7 separate regions of the Homo sapiens genome follow, and regions 1, 2, 4, 5, 6 and 7 are each linked to region 3. A link is an interaction called in ENCODE POLR2A ChIA-PET data of the cell type or tissue named here. Cell type or tissue: CD4-positive, alpha-beta T cell. All regions are shown on one strand.

Region 1 (4,000 bases), 160 kb after region 3:
TTCTCAGTTAGCCTGGCTAGAGGTTTACTGATTTTATTCATCTTTTCAAAAATCAGCAACTGGTTTTGTTGATTTTTCTCTGTTGATTTAAATTTCATTGATTTCTGGTCTAATTCTTGTTTGTTTGTTTTTTTTTCTGCTTACTTCAAGTTTAATTTTCTCTCCTTTTTCTGGTTTCTGAAAGTGGAAACGTAGATGATTGATTTTAGATCTTTCTTATTTTCTAATATATGCATTCAATGTTACACATTTCCCTCTAAGCATTGCTTTTGCTGTATCCCACAAATTTTGATAAGTTGTGTTTTTATTTTCATTTAGTTCAAAATATTTTACAATTTCTCTTGAGATTTAACTCATATTCTTTAGAAGTGTGTTGATTAATCTTCATATATTTTGGGATTTTTCAGCTATCTTTCTAATTTCTAGTTTAATTTCATTGTGGTCTGTGAGCAGATATTACGTGATTTCTATTCTCTATTGATTTGTTAAGGTGTGTTTTACAGCCCAGAATGTGGTTTATCGTGGTGAATGTTCCATGTGAACTTGAGAAGAATGTGCATTCTGCTACTGTTTGATGAGATAGATACATGCCAATTATATTCAATTGATTGATGGTGTTGCTGAGTTAAACTATATCGATCTGTCCATTTCCGATAGAGGGATATTGAAGTCTCCAATTATGGTAGTGGAGTCAGCAATACCTCCTTGTCACTCTCTGTTTTTGCTTCAGGTAGCTTGACACTCTGTTACATATACATTAAAGATTATTGTATCTTCCTGGAGAATTGGCCTCTTTATCATTGCCCTTCTTTATCCCTGATAACTTTTCTTACTTTGAAGTGTGCTCTGTCTGAAATGAGCATAGCTATTTATGCTCTTTTGATTAGTGGTAACATGATATATTTTTCTCCATCCATTTATTTTTAACTGATTTGTCTTTATATTTAAAGTGGGTTTTTTGTAGACAATATATTGTTGGGTCTTGTTTTTTGATTGACTCTGACCATCTCTGTCCTTTAATTGGTTTATTTAGATGGTTGACATTCAAAGTGATTATTGATATAGTTGGGTTAATATGTTCCATATTTGTTACTGTTTTCTATTTGTTGCCCTTAGTTTTTTTTTTCCTATTTTTGCCTTCCAATCTTTTCTGCCTTTTTTTCATTTAAGTTGAACATTTTATATGATTCCATTTTCTCTCCTTTTTTAGTGGTTCTTTTTACTTTTTCCTTTTTACCTTTTTATTTTTTACTTTTTTTAATGGTTGCCTAGAATTTGCAATATACATTTACAACTAATCCAAATCCATTTTCAAATAGCACTATATCACTTCACAGGTGGTGTGAGTACCTTCTAATAAAAATAATTCTACAATTGATCTTAGCCAAAAGGCCGAGAAGCAATAATAATAAAAATAATTCTAATTTCTCCCTCCTGTACCCTGTATCATCTTTTACTTTTTAAAATGTGGCTACTGGAAATTTTAAATTACATATGTGGCTTGCATTTGCCACTAGCTGTATATTTGGACAGGATACACAACATGATATGTATTGGACAGTGTTGGTCTAGATGAGCTCGAATTGAGCGTTGACATTCCGTGCAGCTTGCAGACAGATTGAGTATTGACAGGAAGTGCCACTTGACTCAGTCTTAGAGAAAGGCTTTGGTCTGTGGCCAGAACCCAGGCAACTCCCAGCAGGAAGTCTCACCCACCCAGAGCAGGGGGAAGCTTCAGAGAGAAGAGGTGAACTCTGGAGAGCTAGGCCCTAGCACAACCTCAAACACTTTCTATAACAAATCTGGACAGTGTTTAGTCATTTAAAAAATCTTGAAGGTAGTTGTTTACCATCCCTGGAGCTTCTGTTAGATCGTCTTTGATCTCCTCTGGCCAGCATACACAAACTGATGGTTTTCTGGGCAATTTGACATTCCTGGAATGATACTTTTGAAGTGAGTTTTCTTTTTGCTGCAAAGACTTTATTTGGGGAACCATATTTGAGTGAGTGAAAATAGCAGTAAAAATGGTCAAATAGTAAAATAAATAGTAGTAAAAATAAATTTTATATTCCTCTCTTCCTCTTTTCCTCTATGAGTAAAAATAAATTTTTAAAAATCTCAGCTGTCTCTGCTAATTGTACTAAATAGGCCTAAAACAAATAGAAAAGCTTCCTAGAAAGTTGTCATAAACTTCAAGTCCCCGTGATTTTACCTTTTACTTTTGCTTTTTATTTATTGATACCTGTCAGGGCCCCTCCTACTTCATCCTGGCATTTCTCTTCTTTCCAGTCCCTGCTTATGACCTCTCTTCTTCTGCGACATCACTGGCTGCTGCTTCTCAGTCTTCTTTGCTGGTTCCTCCTTACTTCCCCATCATCCTGCCATTGGAGTGCCATAAGGCTCAGGACGTGGCTTCTCTTCTGTGTCACCACTCCCTAGGTGGCTTCCAGCAGTCTCAAGGCCTTCTCACACACCAGCATGTAAGTGACACCAGACTCTCATCCCCAGCTTGGACCTCTTCCACTAACCTCCATACTTATATCTCCAACTGCCTATTCCATACTATCACGTACATGGCTAATGAGCACCTCAAACTGAATAGTCCAAGCTCAACTCCTGGTCTTCCCCACTGATCTGCCCCTCCCAGAGTCCTGCCCCTGTCAGTGAATGGACACTGCATCCTCCCTGTTATCCAGGACAAAATCCTTGGAGTCGTCTTTGTCTTTTTTTCTCTCATATACCCTATATCCTCTCCATTAGCAAAGACTGTTGGCTGTTCCTCCAAATATATTGAGAATCTTACCACTTTCCACTGGCTTCACTGCCAGCACCCCGATGTGAGATGCCATCCCCTGTCCTCCGGAGGAAGCCGCCTCCCTGCGGGTCTCCTGCTTCCACCGCTTCCCGCTCAGAAGCTGCGCTCAACACAGCAGACACAGTGAGCCTTTTAAACTATAAATGAGATCAAGTCAGTCACCCCTCTGCTCATGCAGAGTAACACATTACAATGACCTAAAATGCCCTACACGATCTGACCACTGGCCTTGCTCTTTCTTCCTTCACAAAACATAGATCAAAATTTGACGCAGTAAATATTTCCTTTATTGTCTGTTTCTTCCCACTAGAATATAAGGTTCTTAAAGACAGGGGCTTTGCCTGTTTTTCTCAGGCTGAATTCTCAGCAGCTACAACAGCGCAAGTAGTTTTGAATAAGTTAATAAATGGGTAGTAGGTGTTCCATTCAGTGAGTAAAAGATGACTGAATGATGAAATGAATTAGTGCATGCCTACGTGGGGCTTTATTTACCTCCTTGAGAACCCAGAATGACACCTCTGTGCTTGTGCTAGTGTGGAGGGGGAGGGGGCATTTGTGGAAGTGTAGTGTGATTTTAATGCCCCCTCTTCTTTTCTCTCATCTATGCATTTATTCATGCAGCTGCTATTCACAGGTGTGGGCTTACACTGTGCTATGTACAGGGCCCATACTCATGGTTTTCCATGAGCTCCTCGGAAGACATGCAGACATATGACCTTAGAAGGGAGGCAGGTGCTGATGTCGAGGTGTTCCTGAGGAGCATGAAGTCTACATGAGGAAAGCATGAGAGGCCAGGAAACACTTCTCCCAGGGGTGGCAACTGAGCTGAGCCTTGAAAGATAAAGCGAAATTCTTCATGTGAGCAAAGATAAAACAGTATTCCAGAAAACAGCATTCTGGGAAACAGGAACAGAGACTAGAGACAGCATGCCACTTTTGAGGAACTGCGAGTCAGCAGGCATGCCAAAAATCCACACCAAGCATCAGCGTTCAGAGACACCAAGTGGGGGAGGTGGGCAAGGGAATGTCATGAAGGGCTTGTTCACCATGCTAATACATTGCTCACATTCTCTGAACAATATGAAGGATTAAGCAGATTAACACGATGAGGCAAGAAAACAGTAATACAATACAGATCAGTGAGTGCAAAATTTGAGCTATGCACGGGATTCTATGGAAAGATGG
Region 2 (4,000 bases), 84 kb after region 3:
CAATTCTCCGCCTCAGCCTCCTGAGCAGCTGGAATTACAGGCACCCGCCAACATGCCCGGCTAATTTTTTGTATTTTTAGTAGAGATGGGTTTTCACCATGTTGGCCAGGCTGGTCTCAAACTCTTGACTTCATGATCCACCCAGCTCGGCCTCCCAAAGTGCTGGGACTACAGGCATGAGCCACTGTGCCTGGCCAACTCTGGGGTCTTTATTGAGTCATCATGCCTGTCTATCTTTGTAGACATTGAGACTATGGCCCCTGCTTTCATAGCTGTGGTGGGCAGAGACTATGAAATCACCTCTGTCCCTCCATTTAATTTATCTCTTTCCTCGAACTAGTTTTGGTGAATTTCCTTCTGTGTCAGCAAAGGACCTTGGCCAGGACATCTTGGAATCATCTAGGCCTCCCCTGTTAGTGGATCAGGAAGGCAGCTCTGGCTGCCTTTGGGAAGCCCTGGTTCCCCAAATCCCCTCTACCTGGTATACACACCATGTAGAATCTCCTTCCCTTGAGTGTAGCTGTGACCCATGAACACAATGGAATATCCCTCTCTGATATAGGGCAAAGGGATTCTGAAGATGTAATCAAGGTCTGTAATCAGCTGACTTTGAGGTTATTAAAAGGAAGATGATTCCAGGTGAGCCTGACCTAAGCAGGTAAGCCCTTAAAGGAGACCAGAAGCAGCTGCAGATGCTCTCCTGCTGGCCTTGAAGAAGTGACCTGCCGTGCTATGAAAGGGACAAAGGCTAGGACCTGAGGCCAAACCCCAGGAGTGTGATCCCAGCAGAGATCCAGCAAGTAAATGGAGACCACAGTCTTCTTTTTTTTTTTTTTTTTTGAGATGGAGTTTGTCTGTCACTCAGGCTGGAGTGCAGTGGTGTGATCTCGACTCACTGCAAACTCTGCCTCCTGGGTTCACGCCATTCTCCTGCCTCAGCCTCCCTAGTAGCTGGGACTATAGGCACCTGCCACCATGCTCAGCTAATTTCCTTTTGTAGTTTTAGTAGAGATGGGGTTTCACCATGATAGCCAGGATGGTCTCGATCTCCTAACCTCGTGATCTGCCCGCCTCGGCCTCCCAAAGTGCTGGGATTACAGGTGTGAGCCACCGGGCCTGGCCCACAGTCTTCTAATCACAGGGAACTGAATCCCGCCAACCACCTGAATGAATTTAGAGGAGGAGCCAAGCTTCCGAAGATGTCTCAGTCCATTCCTGCTGCTGTAACAAAATGCCATTGTCAAAGAACAAAATTTCAGCAAATTGAGTTTTAAAGATCTAATTGGCTTTTATTAGTGATTCATGAATTGGGCAACATCCTGTCTATGAAATAAAAGGAGCTCCGCTGAGCTGAGCAGAGGGGGTGGGCTTTACAGGCAGCAAAATGCTGAGGAAAGCAAAAAGAAAGGACAAAGAGCACATTGGTCATTTCAAAGTTACCTTTCTTGTGTAGGTTGAAGTAGACAGAACTTCCTTATCATGCTGGCTCAGCTTGACTCAGTCCCTTTTGATTGGTTGCTGTGAATCCCTTTTTTCTTTCTTTTTTTTAACTTGCCTGCTTGGGGATTTCCCCTATTTTTTGAAGTTTAAGTTTGACTATGTGGCACTTAACATGAGTGCCTCCATTCTGCTTTTGTCTGGTCCACTGGGTCCTAGTGCAGGAGTTCAGTCTGAAACAATAGCCTCCCACAAATTTTAACATCTTAGACTGGGTAATCTGTAAACAACAGAAATTTATTGCTTACAGCTGTGGAAGCTGTGAAGTCCAAGACCAAGTCACCAGCAGATTCAGCGTCTGGTTAGGGCTCACTCTCCACTTCAAAGAAGGCGCCTTCTATGCATCCTTACAGGGTGGAAGGGGCCAAAAAGTTCCTTTGGGCCTTGTATAAGGGCACTAATCCCATTCATGAGGGCAGAGCCCTCCTGATCTAAGTACCTCCCAAAGGCCCCACCTCTTAATATGACCACATTAAGTTTCAATGTACGAAACTGGGGGGCCACAAACATTCAGGACATAGCAAATGAGATCACAGCTCCAGCCAACATCTGGACTTCAGTCTGGTGAGACCCTGAGCAGAGGGCCCAGCTAGTCTGTCCTGGACTCCTAACCCACAACAACTGGGAGACAATAAATTTGTGTTGTTGCAAGACACTATCTTTGTGGCAATTTATTATGCAGCAGTTGAATACTGCATACAATACAATAGCTATCTATTTGATCATTTGCTTTCATACCTGTACTCATATCCCCACACAACCAGAATCATGTGAATGGCTTTCACCTAAGACCAGAAAACACGCTGTAGAGAATATTCTATGTTGTATATGAATGTTTGTGTCCCTCCCAAATTCCTGTGTTGGAATCCTAACCCCCAAGGTGACGGTATTAGGAGGAAGGGTTTGGGAAGGTGATTAGGTCATGAGGGCAGTCCCCAGGAATGAGATTAGTATCCTTATAAAGAGGCCCAAGGGAGCTTGTTGGCCACTTTTACCATGCGAGGACACAGCAAGAGGGAACCGTCTATGAACCAGAAATCAGGCTTTTGCCAAACACCAAATCTGCTGGTGCCTTGATCTTGAACTTCCCAGTCTCTAGAACTGAGAAATTTCTGTTGTTTATAAGCCACCCCCTTTATGGTATTTTGTTATAGCAGCCTGAATGGACTAAGACACTCTACTTCCAAAAAAAGAAAAAGAAAAAAGGTGGAGGAGGGAAGTTGCAAACTCAAATGTCTCAAAAATACCTGGAAAACAAGCAGCTTGATCTAAGAGAGAATCTAGAATACCAGTGCTGCAAAATGTTGTTAGATATCACCTAATCCAGCCCCTACTGTCATTTTCAGATGAGAAAACTGAGGCCAGAAAAATTAAAAGACTTGTACAAGGTCCCATACCTTGCTGCATCATACTTTCCTATACTTGGCAGAAACCTTATGGATTCTTGACTTAGAGAAAGAAGTCCTGCATCTAGCAGTGGGTATATATGGGGAGGTTTAAGGAGTTGGTTAAAGAAAGTCACCCTTTGCTGGAGGAATCCATATGTAACCCCTTGACACTGCATTAGGTCCAGGTGGTTATTAATTTAACAAATACCTACCTCTCCAGCACCATTAGGAACAGCTGGGGAAGCATGGAAGTAGGAGGCGTGGCCACTACCTTTAAGGAGCTTCTAATCTCCACAAGGAAGCAGCTTACTTCCCCCAGTTGAAACCACAGAGGGATTGTTGCCTATGCACAGAAAGCAACACGCATTTGATGTGTGTTTTCCTCTGATGACTTTGGCAAACACTGGGACCCCTCAGCTCTCCCCACCCCAAACTCCCTCAACTCACTGCAGTGCCTAAGAGTTGAACCCATGTTCCTGATCTTTCATTCTGCATGGAACCTTGTTTTCAAATACAGGATAAAAAGCAGTAAAAGGTTGAGCAGCTCAGATCTAGAAATGGGGAAAGTGTGGGTTGTGGTAAAGAGGAGGTGGCGATAGCCCACGGTGGGCACTGCAGATGTCACTGGCCAGTGGAGAGAGTGGAGATGGGAGAATCTTGTCTGAAATGTGGATGGTAAGAGAGATTCCAGCCATTGCCTCTCAGACACCAACTCCTGCTTCGTTTTACCTTCAAAACATTCAATCTTCTGTTTAAGACAAACTGTTCCTTTTAGCTCCCTGGTTTCAGACAAAGCCACACCCTCAACAGCAGGGACAGCTGCCTCCTCTATTATTAAACATCTCGTAGGATAGAACCTCTGAGTCTTCCTTGGCCATCTCTTCCCTCTGCCCCACCCCAGCACACCAGCTGTCCCTCCTGATTTCCCCCTTTCCTTCATGATCTCACCATTTCCCAAGCCACCATGCTCCAACCTTGTAATTCACTTTAACTCTGTCCCTAGGTGCAAACAGTAACACGACTGTGTCCATTCTGTCCCTGAATAACTCTGCGGGTTGGCCTCTCTCTTCCGTGGCTGTCATGGATGGTGGGCTGCTAGGATCACCCCAGAGGGT
Region 3 (4,000 bases):
TTATGTACTAGTAATGGTTTTATTCTTTAGAATAATGATGAGAATGTTATAAAAACAATTTAGCCTTGGCAGAGATGAGGCATTATCTGCCTTTCTAGGAGGATGTTTGCTACTACAGGTGCTCCAGCACCTCTTATACTCAAGCCAGTGATGTGTGTTTCGGAGGTCCTCAGAGGCATCTCCTCACAAGCCTGGCTGTGTGGCCTCAGTGGTGCTGAGGAGGAGATGTGTCTTCTCTGGCTGGCCCCAGGCCTTAGATGCACTCCATCCAGCTCCGCCTCCTCTCGCCTCTGTGTCCTTCATGCATGTTCCTGCCTCCCGGGCCACTGCCAACATCAATCTGCTTAGGGACCCGAGACCAGTCTCCTCAGAGAGTGTGTAATGAGCCATCCAACAACCACTGTGGATGTGTCCAGACTGTCTCAAAGGCTGTTGGATATTTGCTGGGTCCGCTCTGGGTAACCTTGCCTTTGTGCTACCGAAGAGGAACAATGGCTGGATCATCCTGGAACCTCCTCCTGGAGAATGAGCAGCAGCATTTGTCCTGGCTGCCTTCTGGAGGAAGTGAAATCCAAGCTGCAGAGCCACTCTCACAGCTGGTGCTGGTTCAGTCTACCGCAGATGCGAAGTATCTAATGGACTGCCTCTTGTCTAGGGGCAGGTGAGAGCAGAACTCGTCTAACACACTTTGAGGACAGAGGGGCATCACCCGTCTGTGGGCATTCCCAGCCACATTTCCCTCCCTGGTTCAGGGGGAAGGTCTCCCTGCATTATCTAACTCCAACTCATCATGCTCAAAAGAAAAGTCAGGCGATCTAAAGCCCACAGATAGCCTTGCTCCCCTGTCTCTGTCAAAAACACATATGAAAGCAGAGAAAAATTCATCAGACACGGAAGCAATTGGAGAAGAGACCAGGAGAAAACAATTAGGTAATGAGGATGTGCATTAAACCATCTCTGGCACCTTCTTGACCCAGAAACATTCTTTATGTCCTGGTAATGATGGCACATTGAACATTCCAGGGAATTCCAATCCTGGAAATCAAGAAGGAGACTTACTCTAAAGGCATAGGCGAAAGTGAGTTGTCACCAGGGTGCACAGCTTCCTGGACATTCTACTGGAATAAAACTTGGCTCCCCAGGGGCCAGCAGGAGTCACCCAAGGGCAGGTCCCAAGCAGTCTCCCTTCCAGGCTCTGTAGTAAAAATGAACCACTCTTGATTCGAGGTTCAGAGTCTGAGGTCAATTTCCCCACCCCAGATCTCACTGGGGGCATTAGATCCCCTAGGGCCTTCTTCAGACCCCTAAGATTTATCACTGGCTTCAGAGAGATGAACCAATTCAATTAGCTTTTCCATTCTCCCAGCTTATTTTCCAGGAGCGGAGTGTGGCGCTCATTGTCGCAGTCGAACAAGCTAAAGAGCCTGCAAGGCCCAATACTGACTCCAGGAGATACTGGGAAGGGCTTGCTAGTGATGGAACCTGGCTATGAATCTTGCTTTCCTGATTCTAAAATTGACTCTGCCTGAAGGTGCTGCTGAGGTGCCCTGGGTACTTCTCCAGCGGTGGGTAGAGGAGTGACAGAGGGAGGAGTGCCCCTGACACACAAACAATTTCAGGAAGACAGTTTCCCTATTATCTATTATATAGATTGGGGGGTGCATTCATTTATTCATTCAATATTTATTGAACTTCCACGTATTCCAGGCACTGTCTAGGCGTCTGGGCCAGGATAGAGAGGGGAGTAAGATAGACCTTTCCTTGCTGTTACAGAACTTACGTCTTTGTTGGAGAGACAGGAAATAAACAAGTAAGTTAAAAACCCACAATTTGGGGTAGAGGCCCACAGGTCAGGTTCTGCAGGAAGTAGACTCTGACAAAGAGATTTGCAGGAGGTTTTTGGGGCGTGATCTCAGGAGCAACAAGTGTGAAGGGTGAGGGACGCAGGTCGGACAGATGGAAAAGTTGCTTTCTGTCTTCCTCCTGAGGAGCTTTGCAGCTTGGGACAACAAGCAGTGTTGTCCTAATTAAGATTGGAGGACTGGGCATTTGCACTCCCATGTGACCAGCCTTTGGATGCAAGCTGCCTCCAGGAAGTGGGTGTACATGTGGGTGGAGCAGCTTCCTCTGACAGAGGAAATGACACACCTCTGACACTTTGCAATGCTTGGAAAGTGTCTCAGGTGTGAGTTGGTGGAGCCTGCACTCCCAGCAGCTAAGGTGACAAGCGTTTTTCGGTTCTGCCAGGGGATCTGAGTGGCACACAACAACATCCACTATGAAATGTGGTGTGTGCTGGGTGGGGGCTGACTGAGGAGCTCGAGAGTAGGAGTGAGGCAGGCTATTTTAAAGAGGTGGCAAGGGAAGGCCTCTCTGAGCAAAGGCAGAGACTTTAGGCAAAGACTTGATTGGTGTGAGGAAGTGAGCCATTCAAAGTCAAGGGCACCAGAGGTTCTAAGCAGAGGAAACAGCAAATGCAAAGCAGAGAACAAGCTTGGCACATTTGAGAACCAACAATAAGTCCAGTGTGTCTGGAGCCACAGGAGTCAAGGAGACAGCAGCTGGCAGTTCAGCCAATGGGCTACCAGGAAACCAGATGGCAGAGAGCCTGGTAGACCACGGTAAGGAGTTTGCAGTTTAAGAGTGATGGGAGATGTTGGAGCACTTTGAACAGGGTGAAAGTCACCATCTGATCTACATTTTAAACGTATTATTTCACTAAATAGAGAAATAATACGTTTAAAATGGTAGTAATTGGTCATTGTTATATTGTCATTAACAAGTAGAGATTCTAAAGTCTAGACTTCTAAAAACAATTTTAAGTGAAGCAAATGTTGCTCCATCTGACAATTATGTAAGCCAGCCATACCTGTTCTTTCCCTGTAGGTAGAAGCATATGGGAAACTGCATTCCGATCCAGGGAAGTATAGGAAGCAGTAATAAAAGTGGGAAGACCTATTATAAGTTCGTTGCAGTCATCCAGGTAAGAGGGGATACTGGCTGAAAACAAGGTTTCAGCTATGTGGGCCCTAGCTTGGAAGGGATGGGATTCTACATATGTTTTGTAGCTGGAAGCAGGAGTTTGAGGCTAAGAGATGACCTGAGAATAGAATGATTTTAGGTGTTAGGCCTGAGAGATGAGGGCACATTAGGGAGGAGCATGTGCAGCGGGGGCAGGGCATCCAGAATGCTCTTTGGACATCTTATATTTTAAGTGCCTGTCAGACACCCAAGTAGAGACGCCTGATGTGAAGACATGAATATCTGCAGCTTGAGGTCCTTCGTAAGATCATTTGAAAATAAGAGTTGTGCTACTAAAATAAAATGTGCAAAAAAAAAAAAAAGAGAGAGAGAGAGAAGAAAAAAAGAAAATCGCTGCATCATGCTGTCTTGTGTATAGTTGAATTTTCACATGCTGTGGAAATTCAGCCAGAGATCCTGTGGAAAAATACTGAAAGGACCCTTGGATCACTGATTCTAAGTTTGAAAAAGGGCTGGGCTGGCTGCTTCTAAGCTTGGCTGTCTTGCTTCTATGGGGCAAGTTCGGGAATCTTTTTTTTTTTTTTTTTTTTGTAATTGAGGCAATTGACTTTGTCAGCAAGCTAAGAGTGGATTTCTCTCATAGGGGTGAATTCACATTGATCAATGTAACCAGGCTCCTAAGAGACTGATAAAGCAGAAACTGTTTACCTTGAAAAATATAGTCATCTCACAATTATGTAAGCCAGTCATGCCTGTTCGTTCCCTGTAGATCAAAGCATATGGGAAACTGCATTCCAATCCAGGGATTTCCCAGTGAGTTAGAATTAGACAAAGGGGTTGAACCGAATAGCTCAAACATGTTAAGTTATCAACATACTAAAATCCTGAGCTAATTGGTAAGGAGCCTGCTCCTGGAGCCTCCTGTCTGCTCCTACTCACTGCCCTTCTCATATCAGGGACCTCACAGAGCTCCCAGCCACTAGAAGGTAAATGCAGGTAGAATGGGGACCCTAGGTCC
Region 4 (4,000 bases), 150 kb after region 3:
TGGTACCCACAAGAAAGAGATGACTGCATATTGTGTGGCGAGGACCACAAGGAGGGGAAGCATTGATGTCTGGGGCCATAAGAGGGGTACTTGGGTGTCAAAAAGGAGTCTTGGAAAAAGAAGCAGTCGGCTCTAGCAATACAAAGGGAGAAGGGGCCCAGGTAGAGAAGGCAGGTTGTATAAGGACCAGCAGCAAGGGACAGAAACAGAGGCCCCTCCATTTCCTTGCCTTGTCTATCTTTCTCTTTCTCCTCTCACTCCTTTCAAATCTTGACTCCACACCCTTCAGAACTCACCCAACCCTGCTCCTCTCTGCCCATACCATGCCCTGTCAGCTCCTTGCCCAGCAGTTCCAGCTGCAGGCTGCCCTGATCCAGTCTGATGCTCTGGCACCGGATCTGATGCCAGCCCCAGGCTCAGTCCTGGTTGCAGCTGACGTTCCCTCTCCTCTTTCTTCTTCTCCCCTCCTTTACCCTCTCCCTCTCAATGAAAAACATGAAGAGGATTGTGAGGGGCAAGTAAGTAGAAAGGGGCAGGTGAAATGCAGCCCATGAATGGTTTATACCAGGAGCAGCAGTAAAAACAAAAAATCCTTAACTTCAAACCAGTCCTTCACAGAGAAACTGAAGTGCAATTTCATCTTGCCTCACCTCATCTTAAGTGCTCATGGGTGAGACCAAGGAGCTGACAGAAAAGGAGAAAAGTTTAATTTTTCTGCATACTAGCAAATGTCCATTTTGAATGGCTTTTCATTAAATTACCTAAATACTTCTGTTTTCCATCATAGATCCTTGGACACACGATCTTTTCAACAGAACCCTAGTGGACTTTAATCATGGTTTTATACCTTCATATCTTTTTATTTCCATAGTGCCTAACCTACTTGATAAACTATTTTTTAATGAATGAATGGCTTAAATTGTTTTTGGGTTGAGCTTGAACTTACTTAAAGGCAAAACCCAAAAAGAAAACCTGTCTCATCTAGGCAAGGTTAATGTAGTTTGTAGATATCACAAATGGTTTTCGTTACCCAGAAAATAAAAAAAGGGTGAGCCTCAACTTCTGTAACTGGCAGCTCATCAGATCAATACTCAGCTATTCACTAAGAACATCCAAATAATGTCAATAAAGCAAACTTTGCCTAAAGGTATTTGTCTATTAAGACTCTCCAAGATTGTATTTATGTGTCAGAAACAGAGCAGTGGGAGAGAAGGAAAGAAATACTTTCTGGAGCCAAAGTCTGAGCTGATCACGTAGGATCATCTTACTGCTCATTCTTGGGACTTCACCCCTCCCTTTGCCTCCTGCCTAAAATGCCTATCACTTTGCACAGATTTGCAAGTCAACCCACCAGATCCTCCCCACAGCCTAATTTGCTATGATGTATACTTAATAGAATTTGGATCTGGGACTTCATCCAAAATCATCACAAGAAGGACCAGAAAAATCTCATTAGGACATTCACACCCATGATACAAGCCCATGACAAGAGTCCCAAGACTCCAAGCATTTTTATATTTGAGAATTCAGTGTCTCAAATGGTTGTCAGTAGAAGGCTATCCTTGTTGGTTGCTTATTTCACCTTTCCATGCTTTTTGCAGAAGCTAAAAGATCATATAGTAAACTTGTATATTGTAAGACTCTTAGGAACCCCTAAATTCATAATCTCCCTCGAAAACCCAATGGCCAGTAGGCAACAACAATGCAGACTTAAGATGTGGATGCTGGGCAGCAAGGCTGGCTCCCTCACTAGCCAGAGGGACGTTCATCCACATCAGCGCCTGAGTGAAGTTCAATTTTGTACCTCTGCAAACTCTACATGCAGTGGACTTAGGATTGGGGGTAGGGAAAAACATAACTGTGAAAGTGAGAACATTAAATCTGCGGATACCAACACTCTGCCATGAAATAATTTCATAGATGGAGGTGCTTCACAGTTGAAAGCAACCCCACATCATTGTCCTGATGACAATGGGATGGAGACTGAGAAAAACATCCTGACAAGTCTGGAAGGAACAAAGGTCTTTCATTGCCTACACTATTACAGAAAGAGGACATACCATCAGGGAGAGACAAACCAGGTACATTCCTGTCTTTCATCTGTAAGATGCAATCATCTCTGAAAGATGGTGTTCGATCCTTTTCCGGAGGTGGAAGGCAGTTAAAGATACCCAGAGAAAGAAGGGGTGCACACCAGAAGCGGCACCCGCAGGAAGTGCCTTGCTGAAAGCACGGCTGGGTGCTCACAACTGCTCGAAGCTTGGCAAAGTTTCCTGGGACTACAAGAAGGTTCTGCACTGAGCAGGTGGAAGGTGCCTCCCAGCCGGAGGGGACAGCTGGGTACAGAATGTGAAGAGCACAGCATTCAGGAGCAACTTGCCATTGTACCCTCACCTCTTTGTTTTCCCCCCTGCCGGGTCAGCTCACTGCGCACTGCTGACGATGCGGAGCTTCTCTGATCTTGTGAACGAGATAAGAACTACGGAGTGTGGAAGGAAGGAAGAAATGTGGCTTCTTTCAATTTGTCCTCCATGTGCCCACCACACATGCTCATCAAGAAGCTTGCTTTGGCTGGGCATGGTGGCTCACACCTGTAATCCCAGCACTTCAGGAGGCTGAGGTGGGACGATCACTTGAGGCCAAGAGTTCAATACTAGCCTGTGTGGGCAACATAGTGAGACCCCATCTCTACCCAACAAATAATAATTAACTAATTAAAAAAACAAAAACAAAAATCATGTTTCCTCTGGGTTCTGCTGCATTCCCACTGATGTAACTAGTTGGGGTCTCACCAGACGCACAGCCTTCCTCAAAGGGACTCGGCACCCCACACAGGATAGAACTGGGCAATGTAGTGTGTGTCACCAGGACCCAAACAGGCCTCTAGCTCTCAGGGTCCCCGGGCCGAGGCCACCAGTGCAGCCAGGCCAGCTTCCTGCAGGCTATGGGGGTGGGAAAAGCTGGCCCTCCTCCTCTGAACGTCAGAGCCTCAGGGAGGCGGCCACAGATGTGTCCTCTTTACAGCCTCCTCTTTGGTTCATCAAGCAGCCCTTCTCCCAAATATAACCTTCAGCAAAGACAGCGCCTCCCAAGCTCAGGACACAGGAACAAGTCATTCATCTGCCAGCCAGGATGCAGCGGCCCCGGGACCCAGCCAGCGAGCTTGTCAGTAGAAATTACTCAGCCTGGCAGCCTCTCTCCCGCCCGCATTCCCGGAGCCAGAGCCTCTCTGCAGAGGCAGCACCTGATCTCCCTGGGGCCGCAGCAGACGCAGTCTGGAATCCAGCTCCCTCCGCCAGAGAGGGGTGGCCAATGCCTTGGCCTGACCTCCAGCTGCCGCCCCAGCTTCTGGAGGCCCAATTCTCCCTTTCCGTCTGAATGTGGAAGAGCAAGCCAAGGGGGCCATGTCACCCCACATCCTCCAAAAGTGGAGTTCCCGTTGGCAGTGACCCCCCTGAATGTGTCCGGGGTGCTCCCGAGCTAATGCGGAGGAGAAGAGGTCACTTCGACTCCCCCCGCCCCAGGTATGCTGGGGAGGCTTCTAAGAGAGGGCCTTCCGGACCCCTCATGTGCCAGCACCTGGGCCCTCACCCCGCACAGCTCACATCACAGAGAGCTGTGACCAGGCATCAGGACCAGCGCTTTCAGGGGAAGGAGAATAAAGAAGTGAAGGTCGAAAGAAACCAAAAGAAGAAAAAAGAAACCAAATTTAAATACAGAACAACATATAAACATAATGTATGAATTTACATATACAAATCAATCAGTGCAGGTGAAGGCGGTTGGCAAGTGGTCAGTTTGACAGATCCATTCATTTAGTCAACAGTATTTATTGAACCTTATTGTGTGCCAGATCCTGTTCTGATTGCCCCCAGCCCCGCATGGGATTGCAGAGGCCAGGGCCTATGGTGGGCACCTCTGGGATGCTTTGAGATTGGGGCTCCAGTAGCAACTGCCTTCCTCCATTCTCCAGAGGAGAAAGTGCAGCTGGAATCCCGTG
Region 5 (4,000 bases), 120 kb after region 3:
GTTGTGAAGCTGCAAAGCTTAAAAGCTAACAGACAAAAAAGGCAGGTCACTTACAGAGTAATGACAATTGAAATGGCAGCAGGCTTCTCATCAACATCAAGAAATGCATGATGGCAGGAAAGCAATATTTTCAGTGTTGAAAGAAACAAACTGTCAATCTACAATTCTGTACTCATCTACTTCATCATTTGAGTGAAAGCATAATAGAGACATTTTAAGAGATGCAAAAACTCAGAGAGCTACCTTTATGTTCCCTCAATAAAAGATTTAATTCTGGCTGGGCACGGTGGCTCATGCCTGTAATCCCAGCACTTTGGGAGGCCGAGGCGGGTGGATCACAAGGTCAAGAGATCGAGACCATCCTGGTCAACATGGTGAAACGCTGTTACTACTAAAAATATAAAAATTAGCTGGGTGTGGCGGTACACGCCTGTAGTCCCAGCTACACGGGAGGCTGAGGCAGAAGAATCACTTGAAACCGGGAGGTGGAGGTTGCAGTGAGCCAAGATCATGCCACTGCACTCCAGTCTGGCGACAGAGCGAGACTCTGTCTCAAAAAAATAAAATTAAATTAAAACAAATAAAAGATTTAATTCTACAAGAAGAAATAGGAATTTAAAAAAGAAAACTGTATCCATGCAACAGCAGGCAAACCTAAAGTACAAAGTAACATACTGCAGAATGATGCATATAGTATAATACTGTTAAAGTAATATTTAAACCCCTACCAAAAGACTATGTATTGTTTATTAAAATATCCACATATAGTAAAGTGGGAAACATGGACGGAAATGATACCTACCAGCTTCAGGACAATGGCAGCCACGGGAGAGGGAGCAGAGAATGAAATTGAGAGGAACACACAAAAGGCCCCAACTATATCTATAACACCTATAATTATTACTATTTGAACTCTTTTCTCTACTTAGGAACTGAATAGAGGCCAGTGATTTTTTTTGAAAGAGAATTGTTTGGAGGAAATGGTATCTCCTCACTCTCTGAAATCTTACGACCTGAAACTGAAGACCTACGCAGATTCTGATAAAATGGTGTGCATTGCTCTCTAAGCTTCCTGTCTGAACCGTCACTATCCAAGCTCACTAACTGCATAGAATCAAAGTGCACAGGATACCAAGTTTCTGTTGCTTTAAAAATATAAGGTCTTAAGCAAAATGGTAAAATGCTAACAATTTGTTAAATCTGAATGGTAGGTACTTTTGTGTTTAAATATTTCAAATATTAACAGAACAGTTTTTTAGTAATAATTTGTGGAAAGCAATGCCATGGCTTCCTTTCAGAGTCACAACACAAACAAACTGGTGTCCGTGTAGCTGACAGCACTTTGTGTTGGCCCCGCTGGCGGAGCAGCAAGGTATCGCCACTTCCTGAGCTGCTTCATCTGCGTTTGGATCCCCAGTGCCACCAGACAGAGCTGGGCTGTGCCCCCCACGTCATTCACAAATTTACAGAGTTAGGAGGAGACATTCAAAGATACATGACTATATCTGATGAAGTAAGTTCTCGGACAAGGCCAATTTTTATTTAAAAGAAAATACAGTCCCAAGAGGAAATTTACATAAGGAAGGTGACCCATACTTGGAAGCTGAAGAGGTATGCTGGACCAGGGGCAAAGAGAGCTAATACCAAGGTGAATGTGTAGAGAACCGCAGGAACAGTGATGTGAACGTGAACACGAATCAGGGGCCACCAGGACGTCTCCTGACTAGCAACTGGACCGCAGAGCCCACAGCCCACTGTGCCAGGGTGAAGGCCGGACATCCAGCCTCCAGAGACTTGAACTGGTTCTCTGGATGGTAGCAAAAAAGGGGACTGATTAATGGACAAGTCTAACTCATTCCATGATTCTCAGGAATCTTTTGGGAGAAAAACCCAAGAGAAGTCTAAACTTCCTGCTGATTTGACAGGTGGGGCCTGGACTTTTGTGATTTGGGTATTTAAGAGGAATTGTTATCTTATATTGGAGATACAGATTGCTGACGGCAAGGCTTTGGGCTACTGACTTTATCCTCATCATTTGTACACTAGGCAAAGAAGAAGCAGAGGTAGAAAGATTTCAAAACAGCAGCCTATCCCCAAGCAATTTTGCAGTCAGTGAGGCCTTTCCTGACCACTCTGTTTAATATTGTATTCCTCCCACCACGTACTCTGGACCTGTCTCCCAGCTTTATTTGCCTTAGTAGAAGGATTACCTTAATGTTTAAAGAATTATTTAGTATTTTTTCTGTCTCTCCAACTAGGATGTAAGCTCCATGGAGTCAGAAATTATCTGTTTTGTTCACTGCTGGTCTGTAAGTTTCAGAGCAGTGCCTGGCACAAAATAGAAGCTTAGTAAACATTTATTGAATGAATGACCCAACCTGTGTTTGGCTTTGGAGTGTGCTCATACATAACACATACGTCACAAACACTCTCAGTGAGATAAAATTTATGGAAGACCATTGATTTAGACTGAGCTCCTGCACTAAACCCTGACAAACCAATCTAAAGTGAAGTCACTCATGCTAAGGCCCATATCACCAAACTGAAACCTAAGCTGTTTACCTTTAAGATCTGGCCTTCTGAGAAATCAGGAGAGACAGTAGCCTAACACCCAAATAGGAACGTTTACCAAGAAACAAGAGATTCACAGCAACCCATCAAAAGGGGCCCAGTCAACTGAGCTTGTGATAAGGGAGCCCCGTCTGCTTTAACCCACACAAGGAGAGTAACCTGAAGTGACCTGATGTTAACCAATCTGCTTTTTGCAGTAGGCTATCTCCCCGTTCCTGCTCAAGTTGCCTTACAGAAACCCACTCTTCTGCCTCACCCAGTGGAGCTCCAGTCTGTTTTGTAGACTGGATGCTGCCCAGTTCATGAATCACTAATAAAAGTCACTCAGCCCTTCTCAGCAGACTCAGGGCCTCGTGCTTGCTAAATATAATGGAATCTAGAAACAGTGTGCATGGAGCACCCTGTTTTTGTTTTAAGCTGAAAGAAACCCTAAGGCAGGTTAGGAGAAAGCAGCCTGCCCAGACCACAGCCGTTGCCTACGGATCAGAAAGAGGCCTGGGCTGGAGTGAGGAGCAGACCTTTCCCATGGAACCCAGGGTCACACCAACTCTGAGGAGCCCAGTGACCCACATGGGCCTGGGAAGGAAGTGGCCAGGATAGGCCAGCTGGGGACAGTGCCTGGCTCTCCACTTCTGCCCCATGGTGCCTCTGGGAGAGTGATCTCACCTCCTGTCCAAACCCCAGACTTCAAGTAGCTTCTCCAGCTTTTTTTTTTTACTATTAAAAAAAAAAGAGGAGAGAGAGAGCTGGGGAGAATTAGAGAAGGCAAAAGGTGGAGGGGCAGACAGGCTGGGCTAAACCGGCGAGCGTCCTGCCAGGGGTAGCTGTGCGGGAAAGGGCCTGAGGCTGGACGTTAGCTAGAGCTCTGCTGCGATGGAACAAAAATAAAGTCCCTTTTCTGCAGGGTGGGGGATTCCTGAAACAATGCCCATTGTGGACTTCTAAAGCCTGGCTGGGGCCCCAGCTTCTAAAAGGGGTTTTGAGTTGTAACAGCAACAACAACTCATTTGCTTTTCGTGGTGATCCCTAGGCCACCCTATCCTGATGGCCTGATCTTCAGGAGGACAAGGTGAACTGTTCCCCTTATCTCGCCTTGCTTGACAGGACAGGGTTAGCAGGAGGGGAATCAAGTTTAAGTTTTGTTTTGCTTTTTTTCCTCCCTTCTGGTATTTCCTACTGTACATGCTGCCAGAGGCGATGACAATGGTGGAAACTAATAAACTATATGTATAAGCTTTTCTTTCTGGTACAACAAACACAGGTTATGAGTTTCTCTGCCTCTTTTAATCATTGCTTAAAGTCTTTTCTTTTCCTTGCCTGTGGACTTCAGCACTTGCCTTGCTAAAGGCCTCTGCCTTTTGTTCTGGCCTGAAGCACAAACTTCAGTGGCAGCCTCCTTGTTTAGGGCATGCTTTCTCATCCTCTTTCT
Region 6 (4,000 bases), 90 kb before region 3:
ACCATATGCATGTTATTTTTATAATACATTTTTGAAAAGGTTTAAAGATGCAGGCTGTGAAACTCCCTTCTTGTATGTGCTTTCAAACCCTAGAGGGATGAAGCTTTGAAGGTGGGATGACAGGCATTGGCTGTAGGAGGGAGGCCAGGGGCCTTGCCCAGAACCATCTCAAATCCTACCCTGTGGACAGCAGCTTGCCTGCCCTACTCACAAGGCCCCCATCTAAAAAAAGAAAAGGAAAGCAATCCCCCCTTCCTCATAATAACACACAGAAGAGAGCATGAATGAAATTAACATTCTTGTCTGCTCACCCAGAATAAAATGTCACTGGGTGAGTAAGAAAGCGATTACTTCCAAGGCTGAATGAGCAAACTCTTTAGGCAGATGGGGAAGTCTTGTTGTACTCCTGATTTTGGGGTTATTTCCCTTGTCTTTCCATTTCTTCCTGCCTCCTCCAGGCTTCCTGTGGGCCTGGGTTTGCATAAAGAGTGTTTTTGGGGGCGCATATCCTGGGAAGGCACTGGCCTCTTTTTAGCATTTGCAATTTGGTTTTTAAATGTTGCTGTATAGCAGGAAGGCATGTTAAGAAAAAGCGTGTGAGATAAGATGGATTTTTTTTTGGAAAATGCTGTTTGCAGCTCTCATCTGAGTAAGGCTTGGATAGCTCTGTTCTCAGAGTTTATTTCTGCTGCAGTATGATAAAGGTGGAGAACGACCTGCCCGCAGTTTTACGTTGCATAATGGCTGGATGGGGTCCTTTAGCTGCTGAATTGCTCTCTTATATCACAGCTGATCAGAAATCTGGTGGTTTTCTCTGGGGAAGAGTCTCAGCCCAGCCGCCTCTGAAATGATGAGAGGGGAACAGATTCTGGAATTCCCGAGTTCCTTATTTATTGCTGAGACCAAAAGGTCTGTGTGTGGATGCATCTCTGTGTGTTTGTGCTTACTTACGAGTGTGTGCTGAGGTGGGGGCACTTGGGAGAAGAAAATCTCGGAGCAAAAGGACTTTTCCAAAGAAGAACATCATCTACCTTGTGCTCCTGTCATTTTAGCCACAGAGAGCAGAACAAACCATAAAAATCAAAGCTCCAGTCCCCCATAAGCTAAGACAAATGACTACATGCCTCAAAGTCACTCCAACCTTGAAACACAGCTTGGAAAAGTCTTCCTGTAGCATGGTAACAAGTCATCCAGACTCAAGTTGGTTATAACCCAGCGAGAACCTGCCCTCACAGATACAGGAACTGGGAATGAGAAAAGGGTTTTGCTTCAGCCTGGATCACGAGCTCCTTGGTTCTTTCCTCTCCCTGTCTTCCTCTTGGCTCACTTTGCAGAGATTTTCAGTCTATTTCAGCATCTCCTCATTAAAGTAAATAGTGCTTTCCCGAGAGCATATCTTTGATATTTCTGCAATTGTGCCATAGCCAGCTAATGTGTAATGCTGTAGTTTAATAGTCTATTAAAACACAGCACTGCACATTAAAATCTCTACTGTATCACTGCAGATCTACTTAACAAAGGCGAGGTCCCCAGAAAGCACTATTCACTTGCTGAGAGTTGCTGCAACAGAACAGGAGAAGTCTCTTATGGCGGAAGAATTTAAAGGGGAAACGGGATAGTGGAGAGGACCTCCCTGTACCTCCTCATCGCCAACTAGAGCAGCCCCTTTGCCCGTCTGAAAGGAGCAAAATCTGCTGGTGCTATGGATTGCATCTGAAAATTCTTGGAGTTTAATAACAAATCCCTGTAGATCAAATCTCATTACTCAGATCTTTATTTGGAAGCACTTCAGTTTCCTCTCTCTCCCTCTCAGAGAGAGACAGAGTTCAGGAAAGCAGCCCCTAGCCTGGAAAATGCACCACTGGCCCCTCCCTCTAGAACAATTGCCAGGGAGGAGGAGGAATTCTTCAAACAGCTGTAAATCCTCCCACCAACATCTTCCTCCTTTAGAAACTACAACACATCCCCACATCAAAGCCTCCCCTCAGCTGCCAAGAGAAAGAATCAATAGTGTAACAGAAAGGAAGCAACGTGAATGCAGGGTGTGTGGTGTAAACACCTCTACTGCAAATAACCCAAATATCACCTTAGAAACAGGAGAATAAAACTCCTGGTGCTGAGGCTTCTGATGGGCCCCGCAAGTGAGCAGTCAAAATACCAGTAGCAGCTTTGCCACAGAGTCAGGTCCAGGGAGAGAAGAATAGGGAAGACAGCAAGACAAGGATGGGACTTTGCAGGTGGGATGGTCAGAATCAAAGGCAAAGAAAAAGTAGGTGAGTCGAGAAATAAGGTACAAAAAGTAGAAGAGACACACCCATTGGAATGAGCATCAGAAGCTCTGGCAATGGTCATGCTGCCGTTCAGTCACTTTAGGATGGGTCTGGTCAGTAACCTGCACATCCTCATCCACTAGCGAATGCAGGCCCTCTCAGTTTCCCTCCAGTTCTAGTGATTCCATGAACTCCGAGTAAACCTACCTAGTGGTTGTGCGTGTGTGTAGGGGTACACATCTTTAGTCATCTTAGTTTTTAAACTCTTAATGTCACTTGATAATTGTTTAATTTGTTGAGTCACTACGATGCCTGCAGCGTTTCCGTGTCATAAAGTCAAAGCTTGCTGGAATTCATTGTGGACTTGTATTTTCCAAGCAAAGCCCTGAGTTATCTCAATTTAGTCATTTAAACTAGGAATTTAAATGACCAGTTTTAGGAGTATCTACTCCTGGCTTCCTGGATGATGAACACGTGGCCACCTTCTTCCGGAGACTATGAAGAAAGCAGCCGTGGCCTGGCCCCTCCTGACTCTCACACTGAGAATGCAGAAGCCCCAGTGCTTTTCTGCCCATGGAAGAGACAGAGGGTGTGGCCATGGTTGTTATTTTTAGTGGTTTTCTCTTCTAACCCTTCCCCAAAAATGCCAGTTGGGGCAGGGAGTAAGTACGTGGTTCTTTATCAATGTCCAACTCTTCTTGGATCTGTTCACATAACTGACATGCATTTTGTGAGCTAACTTCCCACCTGGCTCCCTCTTATCCTTCCAGTAGCTCACGTTCCCGATGTCACCATGTCCTCACCTACCGAACTTGAATTTAATCTAAATTGAAATTTTACTGTCATGACACATTTGGAGTTGCCTGGGATCCTATCTGGGGCAAAGTGGACACAAAACATGAATAAATGAACTGATAATTCCCTGGCCTTTCTCCCCTAGTTGTAGGTACAGGTGTGTCTAGGGGTGGGGAGGTAATGGAAGATGGGGAAAACAGAACTGCCTTGGTGACTTGGGGTAGAAATGGGGGTGAAGCTTTTACTTGACATTTAAGTGAAATGGGGTAACAGTGAAAAGAAGAAGTGTGAGGGCTTCAGCGTGTCTGAAAGCAGACTTGTATGAGGAGAAGCAAAGAACCACAGAGACAATGTGATTTCTGAAGTGACGGGTGATGTTTTTCTTTAGTTTTCAATTCAATATTGAGGCACCGAGTATCTAGTCAGGAAGACCCTGTCAGGGAAGGGCCAAATCTTTATTGAGTCCTCCATTGGGCCAGTGGCTGGCTTTCATATGCATTATCTCATTGAGTCCTTGCAATGACCCTTCCACAGGGATTGTTCAGATTTTATAGGTGGAGAAACTGAGGCAGAAATGGGGTTAAGTCAGGGGTCCCCAACCCCAGGGCCAGAGACTGGTAGCAGTCTGTGCCCTGTTAGGAACCACGCCACACAGAAGCAGGTGAGCAGTGGCAAGCCAGCATTACCACCTGAGCCCCACCTTCTGTCAGATCAGGGCTGGCATTAGATTCTCATAAGAGCACAAGCCCTATTGTGAACTGTGCATGGCGGGGATCTAGGTTGCACATTCCTTATGAGAATCTAATGCCTGATAATCTGAAGTGGAACAGTTTCATCCCCAAACTATCTCCCAATTCCTGCCTACTATCTATGGAAAAATTGTCTTCCATGAAACTGGTCCCTGGTGGCAAAAAGGTTGGGGACTTCTGGGTTAA
Region 7 (4,000 bases), 110 kb before region 3:
CCCAAGCACTGAGAAGTGCTTGCTGGGAGGAACTGGATCATCGAACTCCTGGGCCTGAGCTCTGAAGAGTACAGGTCGGCTCCTCTCTCAACCCAGGACTCAGCCCAGTCTTGCCCAGATTCCCATTTGAGCTTCATTCACATGATGGAAATCCATTCTTCTTAGTCTCCTGAGAACACCATTTACTTCCCTAAGGCTAGAGATGGCTGCTGTTTGCTTTGCCAACCCATTGAACTTCCATATTCCACAAATGATGCTCAGTAGCACCTGCCTCCTCTCTGGGGTATAATAGCATGTCCTGGCCCTTTCTCGAACCCTGCTTCCCTGTGGTTACACAGCCATGCCTGTCCAGCAAGCCCTGAGATAGGATCAGCTTTGAGAGAAATCATGAGCCTACTGATGCCCTGGCACTGAAGCAAATAAGATCATCTGAGAGTTACTGACACATCCATATAATTGGACACTTGAGCTATTTCTTTACATTGGTTGATCCATTTTTCTGAGTCAGTTCTCCTTGCTTGAGACATAAAATCCCAAGCCCTGGAAGACTCAGCTTCTCCCTTTCAATGGAGTTTTTTCAGTCAAGACACTTTAGAGATTACCAAGGGTCATTTTAATCAAAATGAAAGACATCTCTTATTAAGATGGCTTTGCTGACAAATAATTAAGATGTATTACTAGCATATACTTATCCCAGATGGCTCATTGGTGTCCATTTGAAGTAAGCATATGAAGCCCATAGTCCACGCCTCAGCTCTTTAAAAACAATTTATAACCTAACTCACCATCCTAACTACCTGAGAAGATTTTAATCCTAAACCTGTCACCACCCATTATTTTCACAGGGTCCTGACAGTTCTACATTAAAACAGTTTATAAGTAAAAGTTAACAAGGCCTAAAGAGAGTGATTTATGTTTTACTGAGTGAAACAGTCAACTTTCTTTCCCTGGCCAAAGATAGCCCAGAGCTCTCTGTGGGCTGAAGGGAGAAAATTATCTCGGAAAGATGAATGGCTTGTGCCTTTGGGCAGGTGGCTGATGTGTGGTCCTGGGCCCAAGTCCCAGGCATCAAGTAAAGCTTATTGATGTGAGGACCAAGTGCAGCACCTCCTCCCTCCCCATTCCTTTTTGGCATCACCACCCTCCTGGGTCTATGTCATCTCTCAGGTATTTGGTGGTATGAAGGAAATGTTAACTTTCCTCTTTATAAAATGTTGACGACTCAGAAATTATCCATGATTCATCAAAACCAACAGTGAGGAGTTGTAAATCGGTCCCATTTGCCACTGACAATTATGGATGGGTGAGTCAGAGGAGGCAGGAGAGGTGTTTATGAAATAGACCCATATCCCAAAAAACCATACCTTAGGGAAGACAGAGCAGCCGAATGCTTTCTCTCTTTAAACTTGAGCTCCCTTCCCTGGTGTCCTGACGAACCCACCTTCTGAAAAGCTGTCTTTTCTGTAAAGGGACATCCCGCTCCCACCCCAGTTGTATTAGTTTGCCCAGGTTGCCATAACAAAATTCTACAGACCGGGTGGCTTACACAACAGGAATTTATCTTCTCACAGTTCTGGAGACTGGAAGTCCAAGATCAAGGTGTTGGCAGATGGGATTTCTTCTGAGGCCTCATTCATTGGCTTGCAGACGGCCGCCTTCTCACTGCGTCCTCACATGGTCTTTCCTCTGTGCACACACACATCCCTGCTGTCTCTGTGCATTCAAATTTTCTCTTCTTATGACTCCAGTCAGATTGGATTAGGGCCCACCCTAATGGCCTCATTTTAACATATTCACTCCCTTAAATGTCCTGTCTCCAAATACAGTCACATTGAAGTAGTGGGAGTTAGGGCTCTGGGGGGGAATTTGGGGAGGATGTAGTTCAGCCCATTATACCAATTGACTGCAGAAGCACTCCAGCTGAAAAATATCTACAGAGGAAGTACATTGAGGAGTTTCTCTAACACTTGATGTGGCCAAAATAATCTCATTTTGAGGAATAAATATAACACTCTTTGCAAAAGGAAACAGAAATGCCACCTTAGAAAGGAAGCTATCAAAGAACTGAAAAACAGCTCAGCAAAACAAACTCCTTTCGAGGACATTAATTTCATTTCCTTCCTTTGATGCAGCATAGATCAAGTCTCTCTCTTTCTTTTTCTTTTTAAAAGAAAAAGGGGGCTTCTCCTTTCTCATTTTATTCAAAGATACCATTAAAGCAACAACCTCTCTTTGCCACAACTGCATTCCATTTTTGGCACCCAACTTTCTAAATGTGAACAGAAACTAATTTAGGGTGCTCAGTCTGAAGCTGGTATGGAAGGTATTTCTCCATCCGTTATTTCAAGTTATAATAAGCCAGTGTGATTGGAGTTGCTCCCAAGAGAAGCAGGCCATAATATTTTCACTGTCACCATGATCACAGACTAAGATAAGAGGCCAACATGCTATTTTTACTCCCTATTTTTTACTCGTGGTGTTAAATACAAGGAGAACAAGTGAAAAACAAACTACCTTGGCCCCCGCCGCAGAGTACAAAACATCCAACCTTTTCTTTTTCCAAGCCGGCCACGATGTACGTCAAGGATGACACAGATACTATTGAGGTGATCTGGTGCTGAAGAGATGCCTCTTAATTGTGTTTGCAGCGCAGAGCAGAAAGCATGCCCATTCGAGGTACTTGTTGTATCATTTTTAAATCAAGGCCATCTTTTTCTCAGTGGTAAACGTGAAATGTTTTTAAAGGCCAGACTTAGCATAAAAATCTATTGGTTGCCATGGATACCACTTACCACACAGGACTGCACTCTTGTGTTCAACTGTGTGATTTTCTCTATTCAAAGGTTCAGCATTGTCAAAAAACAAATTACTTTTTCTGTTGTTTATCTCAAAGTTCATTATGGGAAAGGCAATAAATAAGAAGATATTCATGTATGGAGGGGAGTGACGTGGGGAGTCACTTGGGCGCCATGCCTTAAAATTTGGTATTTTACTATAATTATAGCCAAATTGGCTATTGTTAGGAAATAAAATGCATTTTGATCTTTTTTGTGTATGTGAATGTAAAGTAAAGCAGGTACTTGGAAATCTGTTCCCAACAAAATTACATGGTAATAAGGCTTTTCACACCTACACAGCACTTAGTTACAAAGCTCTGAAAGAAGGAGATTAAGCCCTGATGGGTTTGAAACTTGGTACCTGAGGCTTGTGGCTTTCCACTTTATCAGAGAAACTGTGGGTTCGGGACCTCATGCTTGCTGAATTATTCATGCCATCTTTCCATCATACATCTTTTAGGGGTGGAACCCATTAGGCTGCTATTATTAAGCATGCGGGTCCACCCTGTCCTGACACAGCCCAGAAGCCTGCACCACTGCCCTTGGCTAATTAGCTTGAATATTTGCAGCTGGCCACGCCTTCCCCTCCCCACTTCTTCCCTTCCACCTCTGCTCCTGAAGGAAAAGTGGGGGGAAAAAACCCACAGGGAATTTACATAAGTAGCAAAAGGGAGTTTCTCACATTACTGGAGGGTATTCAAAGGTAATTTGTTATCAGCAAGTTCCCATTGGCTAAAGCCTGGTGTATTTTGCTATAACTCCCAATTAATCAAGGAATGCCCGGAACATTGACTTGTTACTTACTTAAGATGCTTTTCCATCACCTCTCCAGCACTTTTTAGACTCCTTCATTTGGGTGATTTGCATAACAATGAGGTAAAGGGGAGACCTTAATGAAGGCATCTGTTTTTGAATGTGCTTGTGGTATTGGGTGCCTGTAATAACAGCCTGGAGGGGGCTGGAATTCTCATTTGGGTTCACGGTAAAGCAGTATACTGATGGCTGCTAATATGCAAATTCCAACTTGTCACCACAGTTATGCCTATAGCTGGTGGAATTGTCAAGGCTGCAGAGTAACAGTTGAATTGTGGCTGGGCATAACCCACTTGCAAGATGCACTGGTAATTAATTTACATATTGCAAACATAAAAACAAGACAAAAT

What was found. Peaks named below come from ENCODE experiments on the same cell type or tissue, not always from the same donor. Only the 100,000 strongest peaks of a DNase experiment are listed, where the experiment ranks them.
Region 1: POLR2A ChIA-PET joins it to region 3 with 33 read pairs; 7 of 35 experiments call an interaction of 5 or more read pairs at or near these places.
Region 2: POLR2A ChIA-PET joins it to region 3 with 11 read pairs; 3 of 35 experiments call an interaction of 5 or more read pairs at or near these places.
Region 4: POLR2A ChIA-PET joins it to region 3 with 18 read pairs; 6 of 35 experiments call an interaction of 5 or more read pairs at or near these places.
Region 5: POLR2A ChIA-PET joins it to region 3 with 12 read pairs; 3 of 35 experiments call an interaction of 5 or more read pairs at or near these places.
Region 6: POLR2A ChIA-PET joins it to region 3 with 14 read pairs; 5 of 35 experiments call an interaction of 5 or more read pairs at or near these places.
Region 7: POLR2A ChIA-PET joins it to region 3 with 25 read pairs; 5 of 35 experiments call an interaction of 5 or more read pairs at or near these places.

The regions. Positions count from the first base shown.
Region 1 is chr4:152,253,939-152,257,938 of GRCh38, forward strand. No RefSeq gene overlaps it. Among named protein-coding and RNA genes, the nearest start is that of FBXW7-AS1, 82 kb to the right of the region's middle. In CD4-positive, alpha-beta T cell, no CTCF peak of the experiment used is centred here; a DNase peak (open chromatin) is centred at 1,673; H3K27ac peaks cover 803 bases.
Region 2 is chr4:152,182,222-152,186,221 of GRCh38, forward strand. It overlaps LOC105377489 (a long non-coding RNA gene), which reads right to left and starts at 139. Exons shown (of 2, transcript XR_939351.1): 1 at 98-139. In CD4-positive, alpha-beta T cell, no CTCF peak of the experiment used is centred here; a DNase peak (open chromatin) is centred at 1,540.
Region 3 is chr4:152,098,598-152,102,597 of GRCh38, forward strand. LINC02273 (long intergenic non-protein coding RNA 2273) reads left to right here and starts at 2,156. Exons shown (of 3, transcript NR_121628.1): 1 at 2,156-2,220; 2 at 2,887-2,983. RefSeq lists enhancers at 1,813-2,313, 1,920-2,214, 2,314-2,814, 3,109-4,000. In CD4-positive, alpha-beta T cell, a CTCF peak has its summit at 1,304; DNase peaks (open chromatin) are centred at 1,164, 1,934 and 2,164; H3K4me3 peaks cover 1,517 bases; H3K27ac peaks cover 4,000 bases.
Region 4 is chr4:152,244,529-152,248,528 of GRCh38, forward strand. No RefSeq gene overlaps it. Among named protein-coding and RNA genes, the nearest start is that of FBXW7-AS1, 91 kb to the right of the region's middle. In CD4-positive, alpha-beta T cell, no CTCF peak of the experiment used is centred here; a DNase peak (open chromatin) is centred at 2,333; H3K4me3 peaks cover 674 bases; H3K27ac peaks cover 880 bases.
Region 5 is chr4:152,220,953-152,224,952 of GRCh38, forward strand. The region is part of intron 2 of LOC105377490 (a long non-coding RNA gene); the gene reads right to left. Among named protein-coding and RNA genes, the nearest start is that of FBXW7-AS1, 110 kb to the right of the region's middle. In CD4-positive, alpha-beta T cell, no CTCF peak of the experiment used is centred here; no DNase peak of the experiment used is centred here.
Region 6 is chr4:152,008,923-152,012,922 of GRCh38, forward strand. No RefSeq gene overlaps it. Among named protein-coding and RNA genes, the nearest start is that of LINC03074, 55 kb to the left of the region's middle. In CD4-positive, alpha-beta T cell, no CTCF peak of the experiment used is centred here; a DNase peak (open chromatin) is centred at 2,009; H3K27ac peaks cover 575 bases.
Region 7 is chr4:151,989,208-151,993,207 of GRCh38, forward strand. No RefSeq gene overlaps it. Among named protein-coding and RNA genes, the nearest start is that of LINC03074, 35 kb to the left of the region's middle. In CD4-positive, alpha-beta T cell, no CTCF peak of the experiment used is centred here; no DNase peak of the experiment used is centred here; H3K4me3 peaks cover 448 bases; H3K27ac peaks cover 1,859 bases.